Linked DNA regions of Homo sapiens: all the other regions are linked to region 1. A link is a contact called in ENCODE Hi-C data. All regions are on one chromosome and are shown on one strand. Each heading gives the region's core, a stretch centred on a gene start or an enhancer-like site at or near the end of the contact. The rest is flanking DNA. Distances are from core to core; before and after follow the strand shown. Region 1 holds the start of TMEM185A (transmembrane protein 185A). Region 2 has its middle 120 kb from the start of AFF2. Region 3 holds the start of MTMR1 (myotubularin related protein 1). Region 4 holds the start of CD99L2 (CD99 molecule like 2).

What was found. A loop is a pair of places that touch in the nucleus more often than their neighbours do. Pooled maps may share reads with other maps.
Region 2: a pooled map shows a loop between it and region 1 (6-fold over the local background). The contact joins the enhancer-like site here to the promoter of TMEM185A in region 1. A Hi-C loop is called at or near these places in 4 of 50 pooled maps.
Region 3: a loop to region 1 is called in a pooled map, with 7 times the contacts of the local background. The contact joins the promoter of MTMR1 here to the promoter of TMEM185A in region 1. A Hi-C loop is called at or near these places in 5 of 50 pooled maps.
Region 4: a loop to region 1 is called in a pooled map, with 15 times the contacts of the local background. The contact joins the promoter of CD99L2 here to the promoter of TMEM185A in region 1. A Hi-C loop is called at or near these places in 6 of 50 pooled maps.

What each region holds. Positions count from the first base shown.
Region 1 is chrX:149,630,535-149,633,234 of GRCh38, forward strand. TMEM185A (transmembrane protein 185A) reads right to left here and starts at 1,258. Exons shown (of 7, transcript NM_032508.4): 1 at 1,009-1,258. The coding sequence starts at 1,046. RefSeq lists silencers at 751-800, 811-1,220.
Region 2 is chrX:148,379,329-148,382,115 of GRCh38, forward strand. No RefSeq gene overlaps it. Among named protein-coding and RNA genes, the nearest start is that of AFF2, 120 kb to the right of the region's middle. RefSeq lists an enhancer at 2,134-2,223. Within about 2 kb of position 1,468, at least 8 of the 41 ENCODE cell types and tissues checked have a DNase peak (open chromatin) inside an H3K27ac peak, as active enhancers do.
Region 3 is chrX:150,692,123-150,694,822 of GRCh38, forward strand. It overlaps MTMR1 (myotubularin related protein 1), which reads left to right and starts at 1,274. Exons shown (of 16, transcript NM_001306144.3): 1 at 1,274-1,554. The coding sequence starts at 1,409. RefSeq lists silencers at 1,205-1,274, 1,585-1,724 and an enhancer at 2,618-2,700.
Region 4 is chrX:150,897,415-150,900,242 of GRCh38, forward strand. It overlaps CD99L2 (CD99 molecule like 2), which reads right to left and starts at 1,254. Exons shown (of 11, transcript NM_031462.4): 1 at 1,108-1,254. The coding sequence starts at 1,174. RefSeq lists a silencer at 929-1,538.

The sequences.
Region 1 (2,700 bases), core at 8-2,507:
TACTCCTTTCGGAGAGTAGTGCATTTAAGAGATCAGTTAGGCCAACTCCTCATTTTACAGAAGGGCCAAAGAAGGGCAGAGAATCACCCAGTTACATATGGCCTCGTCTCCAATCCAAGTCTTTGGGCTCAGTTTAGTTCCACAAACATTTTATATGTGCCTACTATGTGCCAGATACGGTGGGTGGGAGGCGCTGGGGACACTGAGATGAGCAGGAGATGGTCTCAGCTTCAGGGAGCTCACAGCCTGGGGTAAAGAACAGTTACAAAACAGTCGGGCAAGTGCAAGGACAGGCGCTTGAGTGCTTAGCCAGTGTTTTCTCCACACTGTCCACTGGGTGTTCCCCATCTGGAAAAGAAGGACAGCAATATCTACTTCCTGCAAATAAACTTGTAGTGAAGACTGATGAGAAAATGAGTATGGAAAATGATCAGGCTCACCCAGAAATGCATTATATAAGGTATTGCCATACCCCGACACTGACTCCAAGGATTCAACAGTGTTTCAGGTATCCGTTCAACAAAGAAGCAAACAAGAGAGGGATGGGCATAAACCCAAGGAAAACCCCAAGGACTGCGAGGAACTGGAGGAAACAGCTGGGGTGGGGGTAGGGGTGTTGGGTCGAGTGAGACGGCCCTGACGCGGAGAATGGAGGGCCCGCAGCGGCGCAGAAGAGGATGGAACCGAGACGAAGAAGTTGGGACACCAATGAGGGACAGCAAGCAGAAAAGAATGGGGTTCCCTTGGGGCAGGACGGGGCTCGCGGCCGGGCCCTTCCGGCCGTGGCCGGGCAGGGGCTGAAAGCACCGGGCACGGGAGGAGGAAGCGGGCGGGCGCCGAGGCCGACTGTTTTGCCTGGGGACCGCTTGCACCCGCAGGGAGGCTCGGGCAGGCGCCCGGGTCCTCGGGCTGCAGCATCTCGCCCGCCGTGCCTCCCCGGAGCCGAACACCAGCCCGCGCCCGAGCCCGCAGCGCGGACTCCCGGGGGCGCCAACGACGCCGCCTCACCTCGGGTTGAAGTCCTGGAAGAGGCCCCTCAGGTTCATGGCGGAGAACTTCACCGCGGCGTCCTCCTCCTCCTCCCCCGCACCCCGTGCTGCACAGCCTGCGCCTTACAGCGGGTTCATGGCGCCAGCGCCAGCCGCGTCCACGCTGCTGCTCCCGCTACTGCTGCCGTCCCCGCTGCCGTCGCCGTCGCCGTCGCCGCCGCCGCCGCCGCCGCCGCCGCCGCCGCCGCCGCCGCCGCCCGGAGAAACCTGAGCCACCGCCCCCTGCCCCTCCTTCCGGGCTTCCGTACGAGGGCCGCGCATGCGTCCGGAGCCCCGCCCAGAGCGCTCCTCGCTGGGAGGTCCCCATCCTTGTGTCCGCACGCGACCGGCGGAGGAGATGGCAGGGGGATGGAGGCTGGGAGTGAGCAGGGCCCCGAGGAAGGGGATGCTGACGGGCTGAAGGCCTGCAGGGAGGGAGCGCGCCGCCCGGGAGTCTGGCGGGCAGATCTTGGCAGACACCTGTCACCTTGGCCCGCGCTACCTTCTGGAGATTTTCCCCAGTGACGACTGAGCCCTGGGAGTAGTGACAATGAGTGAGACGTTGCATTTTTGGCGATGTCATCCCAGGCTTCACCTGTCACATCTGTCAACGACTCCAAAGTTTGGGTCCCAACTTCCCTTCCAATTCCCAAGCCAGCGTGTCCAGATATGCTGGCTATTCCCTACTCAAGTTACCTAGCACCAAAGTCACTTCCCGTGCCAACCGCCTTCCCCTCCTGGGTTCCCTTTTTCCCTTAGCAGCAGGCCTATTCGTACGCAGGGGGGTATTCAAGCAGGAGACGTGGAAATCATCCTCATTTTTCTAACCCAGTTCAGAGCCTCCTTGGATCCTGTCTAAACTTTGTGGTCACTTCACACCTGACCTCTGCCTCCACTCCAGGCTGCCCTACTTACAAGTACCAGGTTCATCTTCCTTGGGCAAGTCAACATCTTTGAGTCTCAGTTTTTCTCCTCCGCAGAATGGAAATGATAAAAACCTCTTTTCTAAGCGTGTTAGGAAGATTCAGTGAGATCGTGTGCATAACACACTGCCTGGTACATGCTAGGTGTACAAAGAATGCTGTTGCTATCTGGTACTCTTTCAGGTGTCAACCTCCTCAAGGATTTTGTTTGCTTTTGGAATCCAAGAGCAGGACAAGCTCATAGCAGGTGACCTAGTTTACCATCTTCACTTTGGGCAGATTTAAGTTTTCATGAGCACAACAATGCCTTAAACATTAGTCTACTATCATTATGGATAATAGTCATCCTTTGTTGCAATAGCAGAGTTTCACAAATGACAATTTTATACTGTTTAGCCCCAAGGGCAGCTTGAGAGAATCACAATTGCGATAGTCATACTTAGTCTTGATGTATCACCTTTCTTCTGAGAACGTAAAAACATATCATAAGTGGTAATTAAGCTTCCCAACACCCACTGGGAAATGGATATTATTATATGAGCTGATTTTAAGGTTGAGTAATCCAAATCAAGTTTTCATCTGCTGAAGCACCAGGACCCTGTCCCAGACTTTTTCACCCATCTTCCTTTCCCATCCTCTGGGTAAAGTCCAATGTGTAGCCCAGAGGAGGTTCTCAATGAACACTCAAATACAGACGAGGAATTAAGGCGCAGAGAAGCTTGTATAACAGGCCCTGAGCGAGCCAGCAA
Region 2 (2,787 bases), core at 218-2,717, 1.3 Mb before region 1:
ATCAGCTTCTTTTTCTTTAGATTATCCAATTCAAATTCATCTCAATTACTCAGGATGCATCCTAGGGAGAAATCTTTTGGTATGCCTGCAGTGTTTTCCGTGGTAGACCTGGTGTCCTATGATTAAGTAGCCTGGTGAGGGATGGAACCCTTGGCTCTGACAAACCCCTCTTCTTCCCACCCAACCCAGACCCTCAGAAACCTGGTGAGAACCAGGCAAGACAAGGAGGACAGAGGGAAGGGAGCTGACTGAGGGAGCTTGAGAGACTCTAGCTCTCAAATTTTCTGGCCACAGCCCTCAAAATCTAATAGGTTGTAGATTTTGCACCAGCTCTAAGTAGAACCTACTGTATATTTACATTCATTGGCACTGACTCTATCAAGAGATAACATGATGGACTAGACAAACCAAAAAAGTAAAGTGGTGATCTGGTCTAGTGAGTAAGGCCTTCTCCCAGGAATTGTGAAGGGTCAGGCTCACATGCAACAAAGACCATCAAAGGAAGTACATTTTCACTTAGACAAATGACAAAACAGATTTCCAGTTTCCAGACCCCATAAAGAAGACAAAAATTGAGGAAAGTACTGAGAAATTTCAAAGTCTGAGACAAAAGGGAACTCCAGGTTGCTGACTACTTTTTAGCCAGCTCACGAACAGGGGACAATTTTTCAGCTCAATACCAGAAAGCTGAGCCAGATTCACTCCAGCTACCCAAACAAAATACCAGATGGGTAAATAGGAATCACTCCCATTGGCCAAACAGAAACTGAAACCAGGGTTCCAAGAGCTGATTAATTAAACACCAGGACTCCTGAAGAGTCAAAACAGACTGAAAAGGAAGAAGGTGAAGGGAAAAAAAGGAAAGCAAAGGGAAGATAGAAGATGAATGAAAGGGAACGGGGACACACTCAGAGTCTGGATCTGATTCACCAAGGCGCTAACACTGAAACAGTGGTCCAGAGTGCCAGCTTTTGTTCATGTCTGGTCAGACACCTCCATCCTCTGGGCAATCTCACTCACTCTCCTGGGACCTAAAAGGAGAGCCTCACCTGGGGTGCCACAAAATGTTACCAGCATCATGGATTCTTGTGATTGCCCAGGATAGAAACCAAAAGAGATAACCAAACATAGCAGCAAAGGAAAGTTTATTCCGCTTGTGCACAGGGGAGTCAGCACCAAGAAGGGAAAAGAAATGGGTTGCTTATCGAGGGTAGTCTGTGAGTTAGGTTTACAGGAGTTTTCTACAGGAAAGTATTACATTCGAGCATGTATAGGAGTAGGAGGGATTTTTCTAGTGCTTGTGCATTGGCTCAACATGCTTTTTCATACATCATATGTAGAATTAGCATTTTACATCTCCACCTCTGGGCATGATTTTTAACATTAAAATAAGGAAGGGGTAACTGTAGTTCGAAGTTTAACTCTAACTGCACATGCAGGGCCCTGGGGAAGTCCCTAGCCCCCGAAGCAGGAATTTGTGGTTAACAGCTTCTTGGGTCTTTTATTACTGATTGGTTGAGAGTTAGGTAAGCTACAGCTTGAGTAAGGAACTTGCATTCTTTTACTCCAGACCATATTAAAACAGGGAACCAACCAGCCTGCCTGTCTCATAGCTAGTTTGCTTTAATCTGTTCCCAGCTTACCTTCCTTTTCTCAGATGAAATGAGACTCATGTTAACCAAAATGCCATCCTACCTTTTGTCTTTTGACTAGACACATTGTAGAGGTTTGGATTTGTTAACCTGGAATGGGAAAGGCTGAGAGGGGAAATGATCCTGGGTATGCTAATGAGCAGAAAGAAAACAAGGATGGCACGGATACCTCTCTCTCCCCCTTCTATGTGTGTCCTCTACCTGTTGTACATTCGTATGAGATAGGTATTAATATAACCTACACTTCGTAGGTGACGAAACAGTCTCAGAGAGTGAAAGGGACTTGACCAAAGTCACAGAGCCAGTGAGTGACAGGGTCAGGGAGAGAAGCCACGTCTGCATGACTCAAAGCTTATGTCTCTAATTACCCTACATACTACCCCGCCGCCTTTGCAAGTTATAAATAGGTCATGCTGGCTTTACTCATTAAGTCCTGGGTTGCTAAAGTGAAAGAAAAACTTCCTTCCCAGTATGCCTTGTACACATCCTGAAACTGAAAGAAAGCACTTTAGAACAAATTAAAGGCAGTTGTCTTCTGTGTCTTAGGGAACAAAAATACTAATTGTATTTTTAACCTCAAATTGTAGAGCCTGAAAAGACTGGCTTGAGAAGGAGCCTAGGTCATTCCCTGGACACCTAGAGGTCTAGAGGGCATAATAGAGGTCCACAAGTTTTTCTCAATGTGAAACAAACAATAATCCTCCCAACCAGACAGAGAATTTACATACGCTCCCTTTCAGACCGGGCAGGCAGACAAAGTCACAAGTGCTTTGACTTTGGGCTAAGGATTCTGTCAGGTCCATCAATCCTTTAACCTCACCTTCACAGCCATGATAGCTAACCCTGACTGAACACTTTCTGTATGCCAGCCACTGTTCCACTTCCTTTACTCCTCATAACAACCCTGAGGTTATGACTAGTATCACCTCTATTTTGCAGAAACTTGAGGGCATCTCATGCTGACAAGAAACTAATTGGGAGTTACCCAATCCTTTCAATTAATTCTTTAAAAGGGAAAATTTATTTAATTACTCCCTCATAAATGCAGGTGGTAAAGAAGGCTATTCAAATAAATAAATGCTGTTTGATATAGCAAAATATTTCAAAATGTGTAGTCCCCAGTGAGGAGAGTTCT
Region 3 (2,700 bases), core at 24-2,523, 1.1 Mb after region 1:
TCCATCAGACTAGAGCTTGGCCCTCATGACCTAATTGCCTCTCAAAGACCCCATCTCCAAATACCATCACACAGGGAATTAGGGCTTCAACATATGGACTTCAGGGGGATGAAAACATTCAGTCCATAACAGTGGGTTAACCATTTGATTTAATAATTTTAGAAAGCCAGCAACCTGCAGTCGGTGATTCTCCAGTGTGAGATAGGAGCTATTATTGTCTGGGGATCTTCCTTTCCTTCCTCCTAGCCCTCCTCACTCTGTCATCTTCTTACCCCAGGCTCACCTCCTCTTGTGCGTAAGATGGCTGTCGGGGCTTCAGGCATCATATCCTCAAAGTTCAGTTTGAAGTTATTAAGCTGGTGGGGCAGGATGGGTCTGGGATGGGCATGAGTAACTCCCTGTCTGCAGATCTGCCTTTTAACAGTGAGCAAATTGTTCCCTTTATATCTTCTTTTCCAGACCTGGGTCGCAGGCCTCCTGTCTACACCCAGAGCAATCACAGGCAAAGAGGCTTAATCACGAGCCACACACCCACTCCCAACTTAATCAGGGGTGAGGTGAGAGGGGATGAGCTGTTGGATATTCGAACCCAAACAAAATGAGCAAGGAAATAAATCTAGCCCAGAAAGCAAATGTCCTAAATGCCTCACCAAGATATTGGCTTGATGTTCATAGCAGTGATTTTTTAATCAACAGAAGTTAAATGTTACTCTTAACATAAACCATGGGCGGAAGCTCCGAGGGCGGCATCAGAACACTTGGTTGCCCTACAGATGGCAAGGGGGTGGGTTTGTGGCGGGGCGGCGGGGTGCGTATGGAGGGGGAGAGTGGAGGGAAGAATGGGGTGGGGAGGAATTGCTAAAATGCACGGAATTGCTCCTGCTTCAAGATGTCAAGACCGAGGGAGCTTGAGCTGTTCTATACCTTTTCCGGGAAGGACAACTGAGGTGGGAAATCATTTTTGATACTTGAATGTCTTCAAACTTCTTTTTACACCCCACGTCTCTGCAGTCAACCCGGTGTGACTATAGAGTGAAGCACGCTACGCATAATCCGTTTGGGGATTCCGAACCCCAGTGGCTCTGTACGCACCCAGGTCGCTGGAGCAGGAGGTCCCAGATCCCCGCTGTAAGGCTCCGTGGGCGAGCGCCCAGGTGGGGCTGGGCGAGGTGGGGGTTCCCGGCGCCGGCCCCGCGCGCCGCCCTCCCCGCCCCCGCTCCCGCCCCCCGACCCCCGCGCGCGCGGCCTTGTGGGTAACGCGGGGCCGCCAGGTGACAGCTAATGGCGGCGGCCGCCTGAGGCGGGCGGGCGGTATAGAGCGGGCGGCAGGAGGCAAGCAGCGAAACCTTCCCGGCCGCCGCTCCCGTCCCGACGGCGGCTTCCCCAAGGCGGCAGGACTCGGCGCGCCATGGACAGGCCGGCGGCGGCGGCGGCGGCGGGCTGCGAGGGCGGCGGGGGCCCGAACCCGGGGCCGGCGGGCGGCAGGAGGCCTCCTCGGGCCGCGGGGGGCGCCACCGCCGGCTCCCGGCAGCCCAGCGTGGAGACCCTGGACAGGTAAGCGGGGCCCGGGCTGCCCCGGCCTCCCGCGCCCCGACTCCCGAGGGCCCCGCGCGAGGCCAGCCCGCCCCCTCCCCGCGCGCTGCGCAGGGCCTGGCGGTGGCGGGGTGGGCGGCCCCTCTTCATCCCCTCTGGGCCCTCCTCCCCCCCACCCCCGGAAACCTCAGCGCCCCATCCGGGGACTGCTGCCCTCGGACCTGCTGCGGGCCGCGCACCTGGCTCACTTCCGCCCCGAGAGCCCCAGCTCCTGGAACCCCGGGAGGGGCTTCGCAGCTGTCAAACCACTTCCGGCGCCGCCACCTGCTGCCCTTGGCGATCGCTTGGCTGTCCCTGCCCAGGCCACCAATCCTCTTGGGAGGGAGATCCCACCCGGGCTCTCCTCTTCTAGCATCACCTTGCCTCGTGTGGTTTTAAGACCCCAATTCTGCTGTGGCTGCTTAGGGTCTTTGATGGGGGGTTGGGAGTGAGGACGGGGAGATGGGACCCCGCGGGCGTGGGAGCTGGTGCAGATCGAGGCAAAAATCTGAGATGGAAAACGTCCAAACTGCTCAGGAGGCAAGAAAACAGAACCATTTACTTTCAGTTCTTCACACTTTGAGGGAACCAGTTTATTGTTTTCATGAACACACAAGCAAGCCTACTGCTTCTGAGGCAGCTGCAGAACTAAGAGAAATCAGTTAGAAACATAAAGTGACCGTGTCGAACTGGGAGGGGCCACCGCCTCCTCCGACGACAAGAGATGGCCTATCGTGTAACCCGGAACATCCAGTTTTCCCACAACTTGGCCATTTCCCTGACACCAGAGTGCACTCAGGCAGCATGCACTGTTGGAATGTAGCTCAGTCAGTTTTACATGCCCATTCCTGCCTGTCTTGGTCATCCCATTGTGCCAAACTTTTGGGAGTTTCCAAAAGCACAGAAACAAGAAACATTCCCTTCACTTTTGTTTCTACCTCAGTGTAATTACAATATATTTTAATAAATTAATCACCCAAGTGGTTAGTGTCACTGAAAACCAGTCACAGCTAAGACAGCACTTGAAATGGTGAGGACTTCACTCATCTGCAAATATTCAACCACACACGAGGTCTGGGCGATTCAGAGAATAGCACAACACGGCTTTTGCTGCCTTACCATTTTGCT
Region 4 (2,828 bases), core at 4-2,503, 1.3 Mb after region 1:
ATGAAAAACATTTCTGCATCTTTTGCAAAAGTGGCTTGGCTAGTACCATCCACTGTTTTCCAGTGTTCCTTTATGTGACATAAATCTTACTAGAACTCAGTACTAGGACAAAGTGTGTGTGTGTGTGTGTGTGTGTGTGTGTTTCCTGAGCTCACATATTTTCCACCAGCTGGGTTCGCTTCTATTGTCAGGAAGCTTGGAGCATAATTCACGTTCAATTACAGTGTTTCCCTTAATCCCTTTTTCTGATGGGGACATAGGATATAAATAAGTGTAAGAAGATTCTGTTGGTACATGTTTAAGACCCTATTTTTAACCACAGACTGCATTTATTCTACTAAGATGCTTCTCAAACTTGAATGTGCCAGAGAATCACCCGCGGATCTAGTTGAAATGCAGAATCAGACTCAGTAGGTCGGGGGCGGGGCGTGAGATGCTGCAGTTCTTACAAGCTCCCAGGTGATGCCTATGCGGCTGGGCCCTGGACCACATTTTGAGTAGCAGAGGGTCTAAGAAACGTGCTTCCTTGATTCAGCGGGATTTCTCTCTCCTGCTCCTTGGCAAAACATGACCAAAGTCTCAAAAACTGAAGCGGACGGCAGAAGCACCTAGAGAGCTGGTTAGACCTACGCCTCGCTGACCCCCCCCCCCCCCCCCCACAGCCCATGCCCGCTGTGATCCCGATGAAAGGGGCTAGGAATCCACCTAGGAAGTTCCCCAGGTGCTTCTGCTGTCGGTGGCCTCGCAGCAAATTTCGAAAATGACTGCTCTCTTCAAGGTTTTCTCAAAGGTAAACTCTTGGGGACAGCTGTTGTCACCAGTGGTACACCTGCTCGTTCAGGATTTTAGGGGGCCCATCCCGCTGTTTCCAGCCCAGCGTCAGGAGGGGACCCACCCCTCCTCTCCGGCTACTCCGACCGCGGCGGAGTCAACCCCCACGGGCCCGGGGCTCGGACCCCCGCCGCTCCGCCTCGCACAGCCGGGCCGGCCGGTGGCAGCCACCGCAGGCCCGAGAGGCGGGGACCGTGCCGCTCATGCGCAGAGCGACCCCTGGGCCCACAAGGCGGGGTCCCCGCGCGGTCCCCGCGCGCCCCCCGCCCGCCTTACCTCGCTGGACCAGGGTGGCCAAGGAGAAAGCGAGGCAGACAAGGAACGCCGAGCGCCAGGCCACCATGGCTGGGAGCAGGCGGAGGGCCCCGGAGGAGCACAGTTAGCGCGAGAGCGCCCGAAGGGGAGGCCGAGGAGGAGCGGGAGGAGGAGCCCCGCCGCCTCTGCAGGGTCCCGCCCAAAGCCCGCGCGCGCGCGCGGCGCGGCCCCGGGAAGATGGAGGTCGGGCGCGCTAGAGAGCCGGCGCCTGAGGGCGCCTGGGCTGGGGTTAGGCCGGGGGGCGGGGCGAGGCTGCAGTATCGGGGGCGGGGCCGCGTTCTGGAGGCGGGGCTCCGGGCGAGGGGCGTGGCCTGCGGGCACCCGGTGGGTGGGGAGGCCTGGGTTGGGTTGGGCTGGGTCCAGCGGCAGCGCGCGGTCCGCAGACCCTGTCCCACCTCGGTCCTCGAGACCGAAGTCTCGGAGGTGGCCCCGCGGACCTGGAGCAGTGAGTCACCAGTGCCGGGGAGCGGGAGGCGGCAGCGCCGGTGGGCGCCGATTTCCTCCCGGGTGACCTTGAGAAGGGCTCTTCCCCTTCTGGCCTTGGTGTTCTCCCGGTGAAGGGTTGTTCCCTTGGGGCCCCTCCAGACACCGTCCAGCACGGAGCCCCGCACTCTGTCCCCACCCGCTGTTCCCTGCAGGAGTGAAACCCTGGCCGGAGACTGAAGAAAAGGACCGTTTTCGTGACTGGCTGCGGTCAACAAGCAGTGACACGTCTCGAGAAAACGAGGCCGGGGGCGCCCGGGTGGGCGACAGGGGAGGATGGGGGCGTCCCGGAGCCGAAGCGCCGCGGGCTCGGGAGACTGGGGGTAGGGACTGGGTCAGCTCTCCCGAGGCTTTGATGAATGCGCTGAAAGTGCAAGTTCATATCTGCAGAGTCGATCTCAAAAACGTGCTTAATGACCGACAAACGCGCTGCAGTCCTTTCCCATGAACCCCCGCAAACGGAGTCCGTCTCCCAGACCCGAAGAAATCAGATTCCGATACGATACTGTGCCGACCAGCAAAATGCCCGCTGCAGCAGTTGATGGGAACGCTCCCTAGAAGAGCCCCAGCTGCAACCGGCTCTCGAAGACAAAGAGGAAGCGCTACTGCTCTCCGGAGTGGTAGCGTGAGCCTGTCCCTGCCATTATGCGGCACCGGCTGCCCAGGGCCACATCCTCCTTAGAGGGCGGCTACTACCACCTCCCCTCAATATCCATTCGGCAGCTTTCCTGTGCCCCCAACCCAGCCCTCGCTGCCATAGGCACCCCCCTCAGTGGCTCCCACCAACCCCTAAGGAACAGTGGGGTGTGGGGTCTCCCTGAGATGGAGCCGAAATCTCCCGTGTGGCTTACATCCATTGCCCTGAATCTTAGGGCTGCAGAAACAAAACAGCATATGAGGAGTGGATCTTCCCAGGCTCAGGGCATTAATTACTCTATGAATGGAACATTATTCCATTCTAGCTGTAGAATTAACAGAAATAGCTGGTAGTTATTGAACACACACTATACACATGGCATATTCCAGGCATTTTACCCTTAATTTTTATTCCTCACAATGCCTTATGTATCATCACCTATTAACGAGGGAAAAGCAGCAAAATGGAGGTTCCTTGAGGTTGGGGAGTTAGCCAGGTCTAGTCTCATGTGTCAAAGGGGGAGGGTACCACTAGGAACCCCAGCTGGTGAATGGCTAAGAAT